2 separate regions of the Homo sapiens genome follow, and region 2 is linked to region 1. A link is a loop called in an ENCODE intact Hi-C map of the cell type or tissue named here. Cell type or tissue: tibial artery. All regions are shown on one strand. Links, peaks and the distances in the headings refer to the core of each region. The heading gives the core; the rest is flanking DNA.

Region 1 (9,188 bases), core at 2,234-6,233:
TTGTACAAAATATTTTTCTTTATATCCTTATTCTGTAAGTTTTCTATTTTAAAACTTTCAACTTTTTTTTAACTATTTAAACTCTTAAAACTAACTAAAAACTAAGACACAAACAAACAGACTAGGCCTGCACAGGGTCAGGATCATCAAGACATCTCCAGGCAACAGGAATTTTTCAGTTCCATTATCATCTATTTTTGAGACACAGTCTCACTCTGTCGCCCAGGCTGGAGTGCAGTGGCGTGATCTCGACTCACTGCAACCTCCACCTCCTAGGTTCAAGTGATTCCCCCCTCCTCAGCCTCCCAAGTAGCTGGGATTACAAACATGTACCACTATGCCCGGCTAATTTTTGTATTTTTAGTGGAGACAGGGTTTCTTCAGGTTGGCCAGGATGGTCTCGAACTCCTGACCTCAAGTGATCCGCCCGCCTTGGCCTCCCAAAGTGCTGGGATTACAGGCATGAGCCACCACGCCTGGCCCCCATTATCATCTTATGGAACCACTGTCATATATGTGATCCCTTATTGACCAAAATGTCTTTATGTGGTGTATGACTGTATTGAAAGGCCGCGGGAGGGTACAGTGAGAGTGAGAGATGGTACAAAGGAAAGTATGCCAATGAAAAATCTGAGGTGGTTATTAACTCCAGATAAAACAAATTTGAAAAAGAGACATAATCATGATACAACCAGTCTGACTATGCAGTAAATGTTATTTCTATAATTGTAACGACATGAAGACTGAATATGTATAGGCCCCAAAACCATGATAACTATTTCAAGAGTGAGTATGGATGGCGGAAAGAAGTGTGTTTAGAGGGGTGGATGATAAGAGAGCTGAATCCTCAACTACCATAATAGATAACCCAAAAGAACTAATTGAGAAATAGCAGTGTAGATAAGCATATTTGTCTGAAAGATAGAATATAAATTTCTATCTGCAGAACAGCAAAAAGTAGTTGCTCCTGCGGAACAGGCATGGGAACTGGGGAGGGATAGGGAACATATACTATTTTTCCTTACAAGCACTATTTTATTTTATTTTATTTTATTTTATTTTATTTTATTTCTATTAATTTTTGAGACAGAGTTTCGCTTTGTTGCCCAGGCTGGAGTGCAGTGGCGCAGTCTCGGCTCACTGCAACCTCCATTTCCCAGGTTCAAGCGATTCTCCTGCCTCAACCTCATGAGTAGCTGGGATTACAGGCGTCCACCACCATGCCCGGCTGATTTTTTGTCTTTCAGTAAAGACACGGTTTCACCACGTTGCCCAGGCTGGTCTTGAACTCCTGAGCTCAGGCAATCTGCCTGCCTCGGCCTCCCAAAGTGCTAGGATTACAGGTGTGAGCCACCGTGCCCAGCCCCTTACAAGCACTTTAGTACTATTTGACTTCTTGAATTATGCACACATGACTTTGAAAATGTTTAAATTAATGTTTGAAAAAGTTTTTGAAATAAAGTTTATGAACAAAAAGACAGACTTTGGCACATGAACCATCAGTCTCTGTAATCATTAACTACTACCTTCCCTTACCCCTCCCCAAAACAAAACACCACCTTCAACATTTCAGGTATCTCTAATTTGAGTTCCTACACGATATTAAAAAAGAATAAAACAACAGTATCCTAATCCTAATCCTCAACATCCTCCCCCATCCTTCCCACCCTTAACCTGAATTTTTGAACAGTGGTATGCTGGTAAACGTTTAATAACCTGTTCTCTGGAGAAAAAGTCCTGATTTGTAGCATTTGCCAACTTCTATGGTATAAATACTCCCATCATGGCTGATTTCCCACTGTGTCATCCCTGATCGTGGAATTGGGAAGAGATGCCCACAATCAGCTCTCGCAAGCCAGTGCGGGCCAGCTTCAGCAAGCCTTTGGCCTTTGGGCCACCCTAGCCTTATCAGCCTCCATGCTTCCCACTGGACCTAGAGCACAGGAGAGATCTGAGCATCTCCAAAGAGCTTTTAGTCCACAGGGGTATGTACCAGCAGAAGTATATGCTGGACGAAAGAAGTGGTTCTGGCTGCAGCGAAGGGTTTGTGAATTTCTCACTTTCCTTCCCTTCCCCACTGGCCATGCTCCCACCTCCCACAGAGTTACCTGTTCATTGGTGACCCCCGGGCGCAGGGTCCCATGCTTATAGTCCTCCAGCAGCTGCACAGCCTCTCTGAGACGTCTCTGCAGAAGAAAGAAAAGAGACATTGAGGGGCACAGATCCAGGGCTCCCGCAAATTTTTCTTTTGTGGGATTACATCAGTATCAAATACTGCCAGTGCAAGGCTTTGGGCCTGCCCTCAGTTCATGGGACACACACAAAATCATATAGAAATACCACCTAAATGTTCTTACTCGGCAGTTTAAAAAATGAAGTAGAGCTACATGTGCTTCCATGGTCATCTCCCCAAGATATTTTGTTGAGTGAAAAAGCAAATGGCCAAGCAATATGATGCTGTTTGTTGTACCAAATAAACAACACACACATATCAAATAATATTTCCTATGTGAATATTTGTATATGTCAAAGTATCAGAAAAGCCCTAGAAGGAGAACAACCAAACTGGTGGCTGGGGTTACCTCAGGATAGGAGGAAAGGGCCAAGACTTGGCAAGGGGTGTCACAAGGAACTTTAATCTTAATGTAATGTTGAAAGCTTTTAGGCCAGGCGCGGTGGCTCACACCTGTAATCCCAGCACTTTTGGAGGCTGAGGCGGGAAGATCATGAGGTCAGGAGTTCGAGACCAGCCTGACCAACATGGTGAAACCCTGTCTCTACTAAAAATACAAACATTAGCTGGGCATGGTGGTGCATGCCTGTAATCCCAGCTACTCAGGAGGCTGAGGCAGGAAAATCACCTGAACCCAGGAGGCAGGGGTTGCAGTGAGCCTGGGGGACAGTGCAAGACTCCATCTAAAAAAGAAAAAAATAGAAAGCCTTTATAAGGAGGATTTTTCCTTTCTCTTTTTCCTGAGACAACGTCTTATTTTGTCACCCAGGCTGGAGTGCAGTGGCACGATCTCAACACACTGCAGCCTCAACATCCCAGGCTCAAGTGATCCTCCCACCTCAGCTTCCCAAGTAGCTGGGATTATACACACACGCCACTGCATCTGGCTAATTTATTTTTTGTAGAGATGGGGTTTTGCATTGTTGCTCAGGCTGGTCTCAAACTCCTGGGCTCAAGCGAGATCTGCCTGCCTCAGCTTCCCAAAGTGCTGAGACTACAGGTGTGAGCCACGGTGCCCGGCCAGGAGAACATATTTAAGTAGCACTTATATATTTTCAACATTTTAAAAACACTGGCAGAGATTAACCTACTAAAGTACATATGGCCAGAGTAACTGATGGGGAGAAAGAGAAAAAAAGGATAAAACCGTATGATTTTTTAAGTCTAAAAGCTAAAGAGACAGCAACAGTAACAGAAGGTAGCCTTTGTCCCCACCAAAAGACTTGTATAAGAATGTTCATAGCAGCAGCATTTATATAGCCCCAAACTGCAAATAATTCATTGTAGAATGGATAAGTAAACAGCAATATATGCACACTATAACTATTATATAGTAATTAAAAAGTAAACTATGGGCTGGACATGATGGCTCATGCCTGTAATCCCAGCACTTTGGGAGGCCGAGATTGGTGGATCCCGCGGTCAGGAGTTCAAGACCAGCCTGACCAACATGATGAAACCCCGTCTCTACTAAAAATACAAAAATTAGCAGGGCATGGTGGTGCGCACCTGTAATCCCAGCTACTCAGGAGGCTGAGGCAGGAAAATCGCTTGAACCTGGGAGGTAGAGGTTGCAGTGAGCTGAGATCACGCCACTGCACTCCAGCCTGCAAGACAGAGCAAGACTCCATCTTAAAAAATAAAAAAATAAAAAATAAAAAAAATTAGCCAGGCATGGTGCCGAGTGCCTGTAGTCCCAGCTACTAAGGAGGCTGAGATGGGAGGATTGATTGAGCCTGGGAGGTTGAGGCTACAGTGAGCCGTGTTTGCACCACCACACTCCAGCATGGGTGACAGAATGAGACCCTATCTCAAAAAACAACAGGCCAGGTGCAGTGGCCCACACCTGTAATCCCAGGACTTTGGGAGGCCAAGCAGGTGGATCACTTGAAGCCAGGAGTTTGAGACAAAACCCCATCTCTATTAAAAATACAAAAAAATTAGCCAGGTGTGGTGGTGGGTGCCTGTAGTCCCAGCTACTCAGGAAGCTAAGACACGAGGGTCATTTGAACCTGGGGGGCAAAGGTTGCAGTGAGCTGAGATCGCACCACTGCACTCCAGCCTGGGCGACAGAGTGAGCCTGTCTCCAATAAATAAATAAATAAACAAATAAACAAACAGCAGCAAAAAACAATAAACAGACAACAGTGATAGAAGGAAGCTCGTGTCAAGGTCCAGATGAGGGACCCAGACACCAAGGAAGCCCAGCATGGGGGAAGAAACCCAGCGAAGCTGCTGTGTTCCCCTTTTGATGGAGAGATGAGACTGGCTAGGCATGAGAGTGCAGAGACCTCAACATAAGCCCCTTAGTCTAAAAGAAGGATGTAGCCTCAGGAAGGGCCCTCAGTAGGGAACACAGGGTTTTCTGAGCTGGCTGCCAGAGTGGGAAATGAACAGCCACCTCCTGTACTATGGCAGCAGGAATAACTGCCAACACAGGCAAACCAGAGAGGCCACCCTCGACCCCTCAGGCCTGCATGTGAAGCACTGGCATGTGAAACACCGTGGTGGCCAGCACTGGTGTAAGCCAGGCCTGGCCCGAGACAGAACCATAGGCAGTCAGGGGGCCAGGAACACTTTTCTTACTTGGAATGGCCTGAAGGCTGAAAAGTACTGTCCCTCCCCTTCCAAATATGGAAGGGCCTAGCAGCTCCTAGATTCCAAAGAGCCCCTTCCCGGATACGTTCATTTCCAAAGTGGAGATAGCTTTGTGGTTGTTTTTATTTTTTCCCCATTGTACAAGTTAATTCATGCTGTTTAAAGAAAATATCAGAACAAAAAATGGAAAAGTACAAAAAGTAATCTTAAATCTGTAAACATACCCCTAAGATAACAACTCCAAAAGTGAGGATGATTTTCCTTCTAGACATAATACGCTTATCTACAAAATTGGATTGTGTTGTTTCAACTTGCTTAAGGTCACACAAATAAGTGGGTGATTTAGTATTTGAACCAAGTTTAGTCAGACCCTCACTCTGCACAACCCACCACACACCCCCTCAATGCCACCAAAGCCTCCTAGTGATGCAGCGAGGCCCCCACCCTTAAGCCTGCCCCTCCGGACCTGGACAATGAATGCTCTACTTTCCAACGCTGAATGGTGAATGGCCCCATGTTCTCATTATTTTTCCCACTCCAGGGATTCTCCTGAGTTCCTATAACAACCTGGCCAGATTCCATCTCACTTGACACAGTCATCAAAGGGAGCCCTCCTACCAAAAGAATAAATTCCAAAGAGCCCTCATCTTGGCAAAGGGCATGGGTTGCGGGAGAACAAGATCCAAGGTTCCTGCAGACAAATCTGAGGGCCCAGGACTGAAGGAAGCTGGAACCTGCTTTTCTGCCTCTGAGAGCTACAGGCTGGCCTTGGACCTTACGAAACCTCTGTCAAAGGCCGAGGGGCTGAGGCTCCAGGCCTGTAGGACAGGCAAGGCCCCAGGACAGCTGTCTGGACAGGGCCCTGAGGCCTGGCTGTTCTAGTGGCTGGTGTCCCCACTTCAGAGAAAGGGCCTATATCACAGATACCTGGGAAATGGGAGGAGAGTCTCCCTGTTTAAACTCTTCACACGCCCCTGGACCGTGAGGCTCAGCAGAAGGGCCCGGGTACTTGAGAGGTGGTGAAAGCTGGGAGGTTGGTGGCAGGGTGAACTCCGCAGGAAGTCTTTTCAACCAGAAACAAACAGGCACCAGCCCCTGAACACAAAGGCTGTGAGGGGCCCGGCTGTGGTTAGTGGGAGGACACAGCCCAGGCTGCTGCTTACCAAACACTACTCCATCGCCAGCCTGCCAGCAAGTGTCACCATGAGAGTCCCTCCATGTATTTGAGAGGGGTATGGTCTCCAGAAGATCCCTCTGGAGGGGCCTGCACCCAGGAGGTCTGCTCCAGCAGCACAGAATTTGAACAGAGGAGAATCCTGGCCCCACTGGTCCTGCCTCAAGGCCCCACCTGAGGGGAAAGGGTGGGAAGAGGGCAGGATACCCCGATGGAGGGGAATGGGGACAGAGGGACAAGGAAGAAAAAGAGGCACAAAAAGGAAAGCTGAGGAAGAGTCATCGGAAGCAAAACTCATCTCTTCTTGGAGAGACCAGGCCCTGTTCACAGGAGATATGGATAAGATTACCCCTCTGCATGTACACATGCTAGAAACATGGGGGCCATCCCCTCTCTGAGAAAACTGGGGCCAAGAGGGAAAGGTACTTCCTTGCCCAAGGTCACAGAGTTGGTGAGTGACACCTAGAAATCCCAGGAAACCTCAACTCTAGTTCCAAGCCATTTCCTTGAGACATCCACACAGAAGAACCTGCTGTACTCACGCCAGCAACCATCTCCCAAAGAAACCTCAGCAATGCCCAAAGCCCCCCCAGAACTGATGGCCTCTGAGGCAGTGCACCCCAAGTAAAAAAATAAACAGCCTCTTTTACTCTCAAAGCTGAGTCCAGCGTAACACAGAAAAAACGAACACACTTAGAGGAAGTAGGTACAGCTGAAACATGGGCCATTTCAGGCAAAGTAGAGAGTTTGGGAGCCCCAGTGGTTATAGAACTAAAAGACTGTGGCGGGGGGTGGGGGTGAGGGGATGAACTGGCAGTGGGGCGTGCAGGATGGCAGGGAGGTTATGTTCCACCATGTCTTGATGGTTCAGTAGCTGACTGTTCTCACTGGGCCAATCTTGCACCACTGAGGGCAGGGCCGTGCATCCTTACCACAGCTTGACCATTACTAGAGTCGCCTCCAAGCAGTGGGTCTCGGAGGCCCAAGGTAATGGTTATGTGCAGGCAAAGTCCCAAGCCTTTCTCTTGTCTTCCCTCAGCCATCCCCAACTCCATGTTCCCACCCAGCAGTCCTGGAACCCCCAGGGTTCTACCTGTCTGTGCTGCGATGGGTCCTTGGCTCCCATCAGCCAGAAGCCCACCCTATGAGATGCCCAAAGAAGGGGAACCAGGGACACGTCGCTTTCCCTGCCCTGACCTCTAGTTGCCTTAGGAGGCCAAGTGAGGTAAACTGATGCAGTTCCAGCAGCATGACAGGCAGCCTATCCCTTCAGAAAAGAAACCGATCCACTTATCCCAAGAACTTTAAGCCTGGCTACCCTCCTCTTGGAATTTACTCTAAAAAGTAAACTTAGCAAAAACTAAAAGCGATATGTTGGCCGGGTGCAGCAGCTCACGCCTGTAATCCCAGCACTTTGGGAAGTTGAGGCAGGCAGATTACTTGAGGTCAGGAGTTCGAGACCACCCTGGCCAACATGGTGAAACCCCATCTCTACTGAAAATACAAAACTTAGCCGGGCATGGTGGCACACACCTGTAGTCCCAGCTACTCGGGAGGCTCAGGCAGGAGAGTCGCTTGAACCCGGAAAGTGAAGGCCACAGTGAACCGAGATCACGCCACTGCACTCCAGCCTGGGCAATAGAGTGAGACTCCATCTCAAAAAAAAAAAAAAAAGTAATATGTCTAAGGCTATTTTGTCCAGGAAAGCAAAAGATAGGAAACAACCTATCTGTTAGACCAAAAAGTCTAATGGGATGGTTATTTATGCCACAAAACTTGATTTTTAAAAATAATAAAGACTTGGTGTAGTCCCAGCTACTTGTGAGGGTGAGGTGGGAGGATCTCGAGCCTGGGAGGCTAAGGCTGCAGTGAACCATGATCACTGCCACTGCACCCCAAAAACTATTTTTAAAGTTATAAAGACTTGGAAATGAATAGAATAAAAAAAGTGTATGTTCAGTGTCATAATTGCCAAAATGTATGCAGATGGACAAGAACTTGAAGTATCTAAGGGTACTGACAATGGGGATGTTTTAAATTTAAAAATTCCATCAAAGATTTTGAAGTTACACTATCCAGTGCTGTCTAAAATACATTTTTTTCTTTTTGGTTATTTTTTCCTTTTTTTTTTCCTACAATACATTTAAATGGACATCTCACTTGCTGCTATTGGGAGTATAAATATAAAATCTTGGGCCGGGTGCGGTGGCTCACACCTGTAATCCCAGCACTTTGGGAGGCCAAGGCAGGTGGATCATGAGGTCAGGAGTTCAAGACCAGCCTGGACAACATGGTGAAACTCCATCTCTACTTAAAATACAAAAATTAGCTGGACGTGGTGGCAGGCACCTGTAATCCCAGCTACTCAGGAGGCTGAGGCAGAGAATTGCTTGAACCTGGGAGGCTGCAGTAAGCCAAGATCGCACCACTGCACTCCAGCCTGGGTGACAGAGTGAGACTCCATCTCGTAAAAAAAAAAAAAAAAAAAAAAAAAAATATATATATATATATATATATATATATATACACACATATATATATATATATAAAATATATATGTGTGTGTATGTATATATATGTGTATATATATGTACATATATATGTGTATATATGTATATATATGTATATATACATGTATATGTGTGTGTGTGTATATACATATAAAATCTTGGTACAGGTTGGTATAATTTGCAGGACAATGATATGGTTTGGCTGTGTCTCTACCAAAATCTCACCCTAAATTATAATAATCCCCCCATGTCAAGGGCGGGGCCAGGTGGAGATAATTGAATCATGGGGCAATTTCCCCCATACTGTTCTCATAGTAGTGAATAAGTCTCATTAGATCTGATGGTTTTATAAATCAGAGTTCCCCTGCACTAGCTCTCTTGCCTGCCGCCATGTAAGATGTGACTTTGCTCCTCATTCACCTTCTACCATGACTGTGAGGCCTCCACAGCCATGTGGAACTATGAGTCCATTAAACCTCTTTCCTTTATAATTACCCAGTCTTGAGTATGTCCTTATTAGCAGCATGAGAACAGACTAATACAGTAAATGTGAAATATTTATCTAAAGTCTTTCATCTGGATATTCCTCTTCTAGAAATTTATCCAACGGAATTAAAGGAAAAACAGTGAGATTTCTGTAAGAGGATATTTATTGCAATATTATTTATGAAAA
Region 2 (9,188 bases), core at 2,522-6,521, 55 kb before region 1:
CCTGTGGGGCCGGCAACCCCTGGAACAGACTCTGCTCACAGAGACTGGTGGCTAGAGCTGGGGGTGTGTATTTTTCCAATGCCTCCTCTACTGACCTTTAATTACACTGTTTGCCCAGCTTCCCAAACCATTAACTTCACCTGGCAGCAACCATACGTCAATTAACGGAGGGCCCGCTCCGAGCTTGAGCTCCTGAACACAATTAGGCGTGACAGTCCACAAATAAGAAAGAACTGGAGAATTAATTAAGGTCTAAGCAAATTAATTACCAGTCCCCAATCGATTCCGATGCCAGCACACATGCTCCTGGGCTCACTGTCTTTCCTAACATCTCCATGTATAAATAGAAACTGAGATCTCCCACACGATTGCTGTTCTAGACCAGGGACACAGCATGGCCCTGAAACCACCTCTCTCCAAGGGGAGAGAAATGGCTGCAGTGAGCATCCCAGGGCTTCCCACATACTCAGCACATGTGCCTGCACATGCATCAGTCACGTGACACAGGCGTGTGCACACACACACTCTGAAAAACTAGGGGGGAACTTGGAGGCAGAACAGGGAGGACACCGCGTAGCCTTGGCTGCCTCCAGGCCACACTGCTCAGTTTCTCAGCTATATGGGTGAGGGGTTATCTCACAGGGCTTGAAATAGCCCTGGGCTGGGCCTGGGAGGCCTGGGAGGCCTGGGCTCTGGCCAGCTCAGTATCACTTTTAGCAAGTCTGACTTTGTTCATTCTTCTGTAAGAGGGTGATGGCTTGCTCTGCCTTCGGACCCTCCCAGCACAGAATGAGGAGAACCGAGGGAGGAGAGAGGCTTGCTAGGGAATATGAGGGGAGCCGTGCAGCCCCCAGGAGCTCTGCAAACCTCAAGGAGGCCTGCAGTCACAGAGGTCCTGGTGGGAAGGGGCTGAAGGAGGGTCTCGTCAGAGGCCTCGTTTCCAGATGAGGAGACAGCGGGTAGAATGGGGTGGGAATGGTGGAGTTTGGTGTGGGGTCCAGGTGCGTGTGTCTCAGGCCACTCTTAGGCAGTGTGTAGCCCACCTCCCAGGCTTCAGGCTGGGGCCTGCAGAGGAGCTGGCAGAGCCTTGGGAAGAAGAAACTGACTCTTGGGGATTCCTTGTTCCCCAGAGCTTGAGTTCCCAACCTGCTCAGAAGTGTGAGAGCCTGGATGCGGCCTCTGACCACAGGGCACAAGCCTCTTCAGGACCCCCATCACCCTGAAGACCCCCTTCCACTCCACTCACATCCCAACAACAGAGCTTAAATATGATCACTGCCACTTTCCCCAACCTCCTTCCCATGTGCAGTCACTGCTCAGTGAGTCCTGTCTCTGCAAGCAGCCTAAAGGGACAGGGGACCCTCCACAAGGTCAAGCACAGCCTGAGCCAGCTTCTTGGTCACCTTTAACAGTGGCCCAGCCAGGTCTGGCCTAGCCTACCTCGGAGACCTGCAGTGAACCCCGGGCAGGACCTAGGCCCTGCCAGCACCTGGTGCAGCTTAGGGATACTCTGGCCAGGGGTACCTGGGGATAAGGTGAAGAGAGGCCAAGTACAGGGACTGGACGGTGGCCTGAGAGGACCAGGGGGCTTTTGAGTCCCTGGTGGGAAAGGGCCACACCTAATCATCTCAAAACTGTGTCAGCATGGACTAGGGCAGTCCGCAAGTGTCCACTTGCAGATGAGAGCGATGGACATAGGGACTAGAGAGATGGAAGCCTGTGGGGGGGTGGGAGGGGAGACTGGGGCTGGGGCAGAAGGCAGGCAGGTACCCAGCCAGGACTCAGCAGCCAGGCCAGAGGAAGAAGCCACAAAGGGCCTGCCTCTCCCTGGATCCCGCAAGCAAGGACTGTCAGGGCTTAAACCACATTATGCAACCCGTGAGGGATGTTCAGGATCTCAAGACAACAGTGGCTGCACCTGTGTGAGCGGCTGAAGCCTCATTCCCAAAAAGAAGAGGGGAGGGGAATTACACTGGAGTCTGAAGAGGGGCAGGTCAGAAAGTCTCAGACCCAAAGCAGGGACTCTCCTCCTGAAAGAGTCCCAGAGAGGTTAAGACCACCTCAAGGTGACACAGCAAGATGGCCAGTAGGGCTGGAATGGGCCCCCGGCAAAGTTCTTATCTAAAGCTTGGCTAGGGACAGATTACATCTTGGCCGAATCCCAGATCCAGCCCAGTGCAGCAGAGCGCTGCCCCTTCTCAGGCTGCATCTGACCCTGCAGCTGAATGGCCGGGAACACCAGTTGGGCAGCCGTGTTTGCTTTATTAGGCCCCTTAACGAAGTCAGATCTAAAGGGTTATTCCATTAATGGCCCACGACAGAAATAGCTGAAAGTTCATTAAAAGTGTGGAGTTGCTATAGCAATTATCTGGGCTGGCTGAGGCTGAGCCAGGTGGCTGGTTCTCGGAATTCATTAGTCTCTGGGTCATCCAGAGGTGGGGCTGCCCAGCAATGACCTCTCACCCTCTCACAGGGCTTTGCAGGTGCTTCAAAGCACCCTCCTCTCAGTGGAAACTGGTTTGTGGCCTCACTTGCTCCTCCCAGAGCTCTGGGCTGTAGGAAGGTGGGTACTGGTACCCGCCTTTTACAGATGGAGAAGCAGGGCCCTGTAGATGACGATCAGGGTCAGGACCATGAGCCTGGGTCTGACTCCAGCTCTTCAGATGGTGCCTTGGTACCACAGAGGTCACGAGTCCTCATGCCCTGTGCTGGCCTGTCCCCATCGTTGTCCTTTGGCACAGATGGGGAGCTCTGCTGTTATGGTTCAAGGACTGGTTTATCCTTCTCTTTTGACAGCTATGCACTGCCTTACACTGCTCTCAATACTGTTTATTTCTTTTTAGTTTTAAAAACTCCTTCCACTATTTTGCCCTTCTCCCCAAACAAGGTGTAGGCTTCTTAAGGGCCAAGCAGAGTTTTGTGGCATCTCCAGGGCCCCAGCCTGGGGCATCTATGGTGAGCTCATAGACTCCAAGTTCAGCAAAGACGCAGCTGAAATCCCCTCCACATATACCTGTGCGCCCACAATCACCTGCGTAGAGCCAAGGCCTCTGAAACCTAGAGGCTCACAATACCCAAAGGCTTGAAACCTAGACTAGCAGAAGCTTGCAGGCTTCTTTTGTACCACGAACCACTCTGGTAGTCTAGTGAGGCCTATGGACCCCTCTCAGAATAATGTTTCTAAATGCATAAAACAAAACACATAGGATCACAAAGGGATCATCCTGAAATTACCAAAATATTGTGATATAGTAATAGATGTTTTTTGGGGTTTTTTTTGTTTTGTTTTGTTTTTGAGACGGAGTCTCACTCTGTCACCAGGCTGGAGTGCGTGATCTTGGCTCACTGCAACCTCCAACTCCCTGGTTCAAGCCATTCTCCTGCCTCGGCCTGAGTAGCTGGGATTACAGGCATGCACCACCACACCCAGCTAATTTTTCTATGTTTAGTAGAGATGGGGTTTCACCATGTTGGCAAGGATGGTCTTGATCTCCTGACCTCATGATCCGCCTACCTCGGCCTCCCAAAGTGCTGGGATTACAGGCATGAGCTACCACACCCAGCCTAGATGTGCTTTTTAACTAATGAATTAAAAACAAGATCTATCAGTTGATGTATTAAATATGAATTAGTGACCGGGCATGGTGGCTCACGTCTGTAATCCCAGCACTTTGGGAGGGTGAGGCAGGTGGATCATGAGGTTAGGAGTTCGAGACCAGCCTGGCCAACATGGTGAAACCCCATCTCTACTAAAAATGCAAAATTAGATGGGCATGGTGGCGCATGCCTGTAATCCCAGCTACTTGGGAGCCTGAGGCAGGAGAATTGCTTGAAGCTGGGAGGTGGAGGTTGCAGTGAGCCGAGATTGCACCACCATACTCCAGCCTGAGTGACAAGAGTGAAACTCTGACTCAAAGAAAAACAAAGAAAAAGAAAAAAGAAAGAAAATATGAATTAGTGTTGAGCATAAATAATATTTTAAGACCTCTGTAACAACTGTAATGTGCCATGAAAACATCTGTGATTTCTACTGGTGACAAAGTCACAGGTCCTGCTTCTGACTGTGGTTTGCTGCCTGCATTCGTAACGGAAGGAAATGTTAAAATGCAGTTAGAGGTTAATGTAAATCTTTTCCCTGACCAAGCTCACAGGATCCGCTGCATTCTGTCTACTGACCCCTTGGGGGTCTGGGACTGCAGCCTAAGAACCCCTATGCTGAAAGCAGAATCTCAGCACAGAGCTGGTCAGTGGGACCCCATGGTCTTGTCTTTTAGCTAAACATATTACACCAATTCTCCCAGCTGGGTGCCCCCTGGGCATCAGGAGAGGTGTGGAAGGGTCATCTGTCTCCCTGGGAGCCCAGCGGTCCCCCACACCCACCCACAGCACACATCTATGTGGTGTGCAGGTCTTACCTACAGCAGGGAACGGCACAAACCTCTGGATGAGAAGGCGGGTGGCTGGGGTGAACTTGTTGGCTTTCTGAACCAGGACATTAAGGCCCACCTTTGAAAGAAAAAAATAAAAACACAGAAAAAGTACATGATGCTGCAGTGGCTTGTGGGAGGAGGGGGCAGAACTGGAGGAACATCAGAGAGTGAGGGATGTCATCTTTCCCCACAACTGCACCTCACACCCCTAATCCTCAGCGTCACCTGAGGTTGCAGAGCTCCAGCGTCGCTGCTTAAAGTACCACTGCCCAGTCATCCCAGGTAACTGGCCCATGAGAAAGAGGGAGAGAGGTAAAGCATCAGAGACATACACACACACACACACATACACACACATTTACACACTCATACACACACACTGCAGAGGAGAAAAGGGATAGGATGCTGTGGCAGTTGCTCGTAGAAGAATACATACTCCATGAATAAATGAAGTGTAGGAAGGCCTCATTCCCACCCCAGCCCTAAGCACCATCTTTCTGAAACCCCATGGTACATGCAGGTGTGGGCCCAGCCAGACCATAAGGGCTCAGGACAGGGAGACCCCGACACCTGCCCACAGGCTGCAGGACTAAGCAGCATAGCTCAGGGCAGGATGGAGGGTGAGGCGGATGTCCTGGACTCACTGTCATCGCCTTCATACCTGTCACCTGGCCCAGGATGCCAGACACCCCACCCCAGCCCCTGCCTGGGGTCTTCGTCACTCCAGTCCATCTCCTAGGCTCTTTCATCTTTCGAGAGCACAGGCTTTCTCATGTGTGCCACACCAGCTCCTCTCTATGACCAACGTGTCTGAGAAAGTGTCATCTCCTTCCCACAGCAGCCTTGGCCTCCATAACCTCACTTCCCCTCTCCCCCAAAAACCCAAGTTCAACCCCGAGAGTCCAGTTTGCTGCCCATCAGATCCTCCGTGAGCCTTCCAGCCATGGGGCCTTTGCAGTGCTGGTCCCTGTGCCTGGGATGCCTCCCTCCTCCGCTCAGTTCACACCTGTTCTTTCAGGCCCACCCATGAGTTCCACCTCCAGTGTCACTTACTAGCAGTGGGACCTGAGGCAGGTAAGTCATTTCATCTTTCTCTGTCTCAGTTTACCTATCTGTAAAAAGGGATAGTAATACCTACAACACCCCAGGGCTGGTATAAGAATGTATGTAAGTGGTGGGTGTGAGCTTGGCATATAAGAGACCTCAATAAATGAAGCTATATAATCATGATGTCACGGGACCGGATGGGGTGACTGCACCTTTTTCATCTTTGTATGTCCACCACTTAGGGCTACACTCACTGGCACATAGTACACGCTCAATAAACTGGTGACTGAGGAATAAATGCAGGAACCAACAAACATACGACGGCATGGAAAAGGCAAAGGCTGGGAGTGGGGCTTTGCGGAGGAGAGAAAGATGGGGTTGGGCTAGGCAGAGGAAAAGGACTTTCTGGTGGAGAAATGCATACAAGTGCAGGCCTGGAGAGAGAAAAGACAAGATGCATGAAACCAGAAAAGGAGTTGGGTTGCAGAGGCCTCTGCTTCCCCAGACAGAGGCCAAAGCCAGCCCCTGTGCTGTCTTTTCTGGGAAGCGTGGGAGGAGCCGTGGCAGGACTCCTGGCCTGACGGGCCGGGGCAGCCTGCTCTGAGGTCTGGCACGCCTGGCGGCTCAGCAGCCCACCCTGTGCCCTCAGGCCTGGCTCTGGCCTTAATGTTGTGGGTGGTTGGGGAGGACGCAGAGCCTTGGGAAGGCCTCCAGGGCTGCCAGGCGCCTGCCGCTGTTGGGGCAGGGTGCAGCAAGGCAGAAACAGCCCAGCCCAGGCTGCGACTGTGAGACCCAGGAAGACAAGGAAGTGCTGGTCCGCCAGCCCCGGGGCAGCGCAGCATTCCGTGGAGCCAGAGTACTTCCTGGCATGCCCACCCTGGGCTCTCGGGAACACAGCCTCCATCTTAAGTCTCAGGCTGATCCTCAGAGTCCAATCCTTGTCCTCCCAGCTCGCTCGAGGGAAGGCTGGGAGGCAGCCAGGGGCATCACGGCGTGGACACACTTCAGTGGTACAGTGGGCAGGGCTGGGGAGCTGCCGGCTCATACTGGGCCCTGCTGCCCCCGCCACATGAATAGAATTCATCAAGTCCAGGAGCGAGTGACTCAGAAATGGCCTCCCTCACCCCCAAAAAAGTGCATTGAGAGAAAGTGTGGGAGGAAGCTGGAGGACACGCAGACGGGCAGTAGCAATGAAGAGGAGGGGGGCTCGGGAGAACTCAGTGAGCACTTCCTACGTGAGGCCACTCAGCACATATTCACATGAAATATCTTAATGAGATCCCCACAACAAGGCTTTTAGATAGACCATGTTGGCCCTTTTCACAGATAGAGACAGGTCCAGAGAGGTTAAACAACTTTGCTCAAGGATAGACATCTATTATGAGGCAAGTAAAGCTAGCATTTGAACGCAGGGCCTGCTAATTCCAAAGCCTTGCTCCTAACCAGGGTGCTATGACTTTCCCATTGTCTTCCACCTGAGGGAGGGATGCTTTAATATCTCCAGGCGTTTGAACGGCACATCTGCATAGCAAGCACCTCCCTGACAATGGCCACCTTGGGGCTGGGGTCCTAACGAGTGGAAAACAGAAGGCAGCTCCTGCAGGGAAGATAGGGCCCTTGAACCATCCCTGCCCCCAGCAGCCAGAAGTCAGAAGATCTGGGTTCAAAATCCTGCTTGACAATTTAAGAAGATATAGGAAGTGCTGGAAGAGGCGGGGAACAGGAGCCATTCACGGAAGTGAGCAGAGAGGCTGGGACCCTTCCCCATGACAGCCTCTTGGGGGTAGGCAGGGCTGGAGAGCAGCGGGAGGGAAAGGAGGAAAGGTGACCATCACATTTCCCTCCCCCTCTCCAAAGCCTCCCCCTCCCTGGTCGGCCATTCTTCCCACTGGCTAGGCCTGGCACAGCCCAGAGTGTAGGGAGGAAGAACGAAGAGAGAAAACAGTGTCCTCGTCCCAGGTTTCTTCTGGCCTCTCCTTCCCTGAAAGTCACCAGGGTCTCCCAGCATGGATGGGGTGACATATAGTGCGGCACACATATGTTTCTGAGAGCATGGCCAACGTGCCTGCGCCCAAGAAAGGGGCTGGGGACCAGCAAAGTAGGGAGGAGACCTGGGCATGTGTGTAGCTGTGAGCTCATGAGGAGTCAGTGAGGTCACAGTGCCCACTTGCCAGTGATGGGCCCAGTGGCAGGGAGGGCGTGGACACGGAAAAGGCAAATGGCCACTTACCCTCACCCCTTCCCAGGCCCCAGCCCAGGTCTTACCGCCCCAGCACCTAGGACAGCCACGGCCTGAGAAGGAACCCAAGATGGCTGCAGACCAGGGGTTAGGAGCCCGTCTGTTCTGGTTCCTCAGGGCCCTTTGGCCTTGAACATTTGGTAGAGCCCGTTAAAATTAAAAAGCCAAGAGGCTGGTGGCTCTGAATGCCAGCTCGTTTTTCCCTGGCACGGCGGGTCCTGTTTAAGGGAACCAGCTGGTATTAATGGCACACAGCTCATCACAAACAGCAGCTAGCGATCAGAAAAATCAGAGCTAATAATCGGGTTCAGGAAAGATAATGAGATGTGGAACAATTACTGCTGAGGGTCCCCCAGGATCTGTTTTAACAGCATCCAAATAAGCCACAAAATAGAAATTAACCAAACAGGAGCTCCATTTTGGTAGATGGGGAAAACAAACAGGGTGTGGATTTTGCACAAGAATTTCTTATATGGCCAGCAGACAGGGCTTCTTGGAAAACCAGGGCTCAGGCCCCACAGGACATCAGCAACATCCTGAAGGAGGGAATAGGCCTTCTTGACCACCTATCTCCAAGGTCTGGCTACTGGGCCAGTGAATTTGCCATGAGCAGCTGACAGGAGACCAGGGGAAAAGGAGGGAAGGCCGGCTTCCTGATAGTCCCCACGGAGATGGGAACAGGGCTGACCAGCACCAGGAGCTATGGGTGGGGTGGGAGCTTCATGACACCAAATCTTTAGTGTCATGAGCTACACAGCTGGTGGCTGTAGCCTTAAGTACCAAGGGCTTTCCGGGCCAACAACAGGCCAGCAAGGAGACACTGGATGAGGCTGGAAGAATGCCTGCATCCCTCTCCCCGCATCTGTGCCCCCACTGCAGCCTGAATATCCATTGCCTGGAGGATGCCTCTGTGTCCAAGGGCTCTAGGCACTCCAGCTTCTCGCACCCCAAATGAAGGTTGTCTCGTTCTTCCTCACCCACACCCCAGCCTCCTCGCCCATTTCCAGCTCTGCTTCTCATGCCAGAGACCTCACAGCGTTCTGGGCAGGAGCCTCCTGGGGCCCACGTGTAACCATGGCTCCCTGGTGCATCTCCCGGATGTCATGAATGCAGCTGTTTGCTCTCCCTGCTCCCAACACTCAGCACGCAGCCTCTGTCCCTGGATGACAGTGCACCTCCTAACCAGGCCCCCTGTTTCCACTCTTGCCCCCATCCATCTGCTCTCTACAGCAGTCGGAGTGAAGTCTGAAAACATGGCGACTTGCTTAAAGCCTTCGGTGACACTGGAGGAGCCACACGGCCCTGCGGGACTGCCTGGCTTGCTTGCAAGGCTCTGGCTACCTGTATGAGGAGGTGCCGTGAGGGAGTGGGCCCAAGGGTCATGAAGGCTCCTGAGGAAGGGGATGCCTGCCTGAGCCCTGAATAGGAGGCTAGGAAGGGAGCAGGGCTCAGCCAAGGATCAGAAGCATGAA

The links. Hi-C counts contacts between places; a loop is a spot of excess contacts. Peaks named below come from ENCODE experiments on the same cell type or tissue, not always from the same donor. Only the 100,000 strongest peaks of a DNase experiment are listed, where the experiment ranks them.
Region 2: it touches region 1 in a loop (8-fold over the local background); 6 of 110 quality-filtered maps call a loop at or near these places.

Annotation. Positions count from the first base shown.
Region 1 is chr2:73,038,746-73,047,933 of GRCh38, forward strand. SFXN5 (sideroflexin 5) reads right to left here. Exons shown (of 14, transcript NM_144579.3): 3 at 2,109-2,186. Among named protein-coding and RNA genes, the nearest start is that of SFXN5, 28 kb to the right of the region's middle. RefSeq lists an enhancer at 5,475-5,769. In tibial artery, for the core only: no CTCF peak of the experiment used is centred there; no DNase peak of the experiment used is centred there.
Region 2 is chr2:72,983,843-72,993,030 of GRCh38, forward strand. SFXN5 (sideroflexin 5) reads right to left here. Exons shown (of 14, transcript NM_144579.3): 10 at 4,416-4,506. Among named protein-coding and RNA genes, the nearest start is that of EMX1, 71 kb to the left of the region's middle. RefSeq lists a silencer at 5,258-5,457. In tibial artery, for the core only: no CTCF peak of the experiment used is centred there; DNase peaks (open chromatin) are centred at 5,019 and 6,139; H3K4me3 peaks cover 501 bases; H3K27ac peaks cover 840 bases.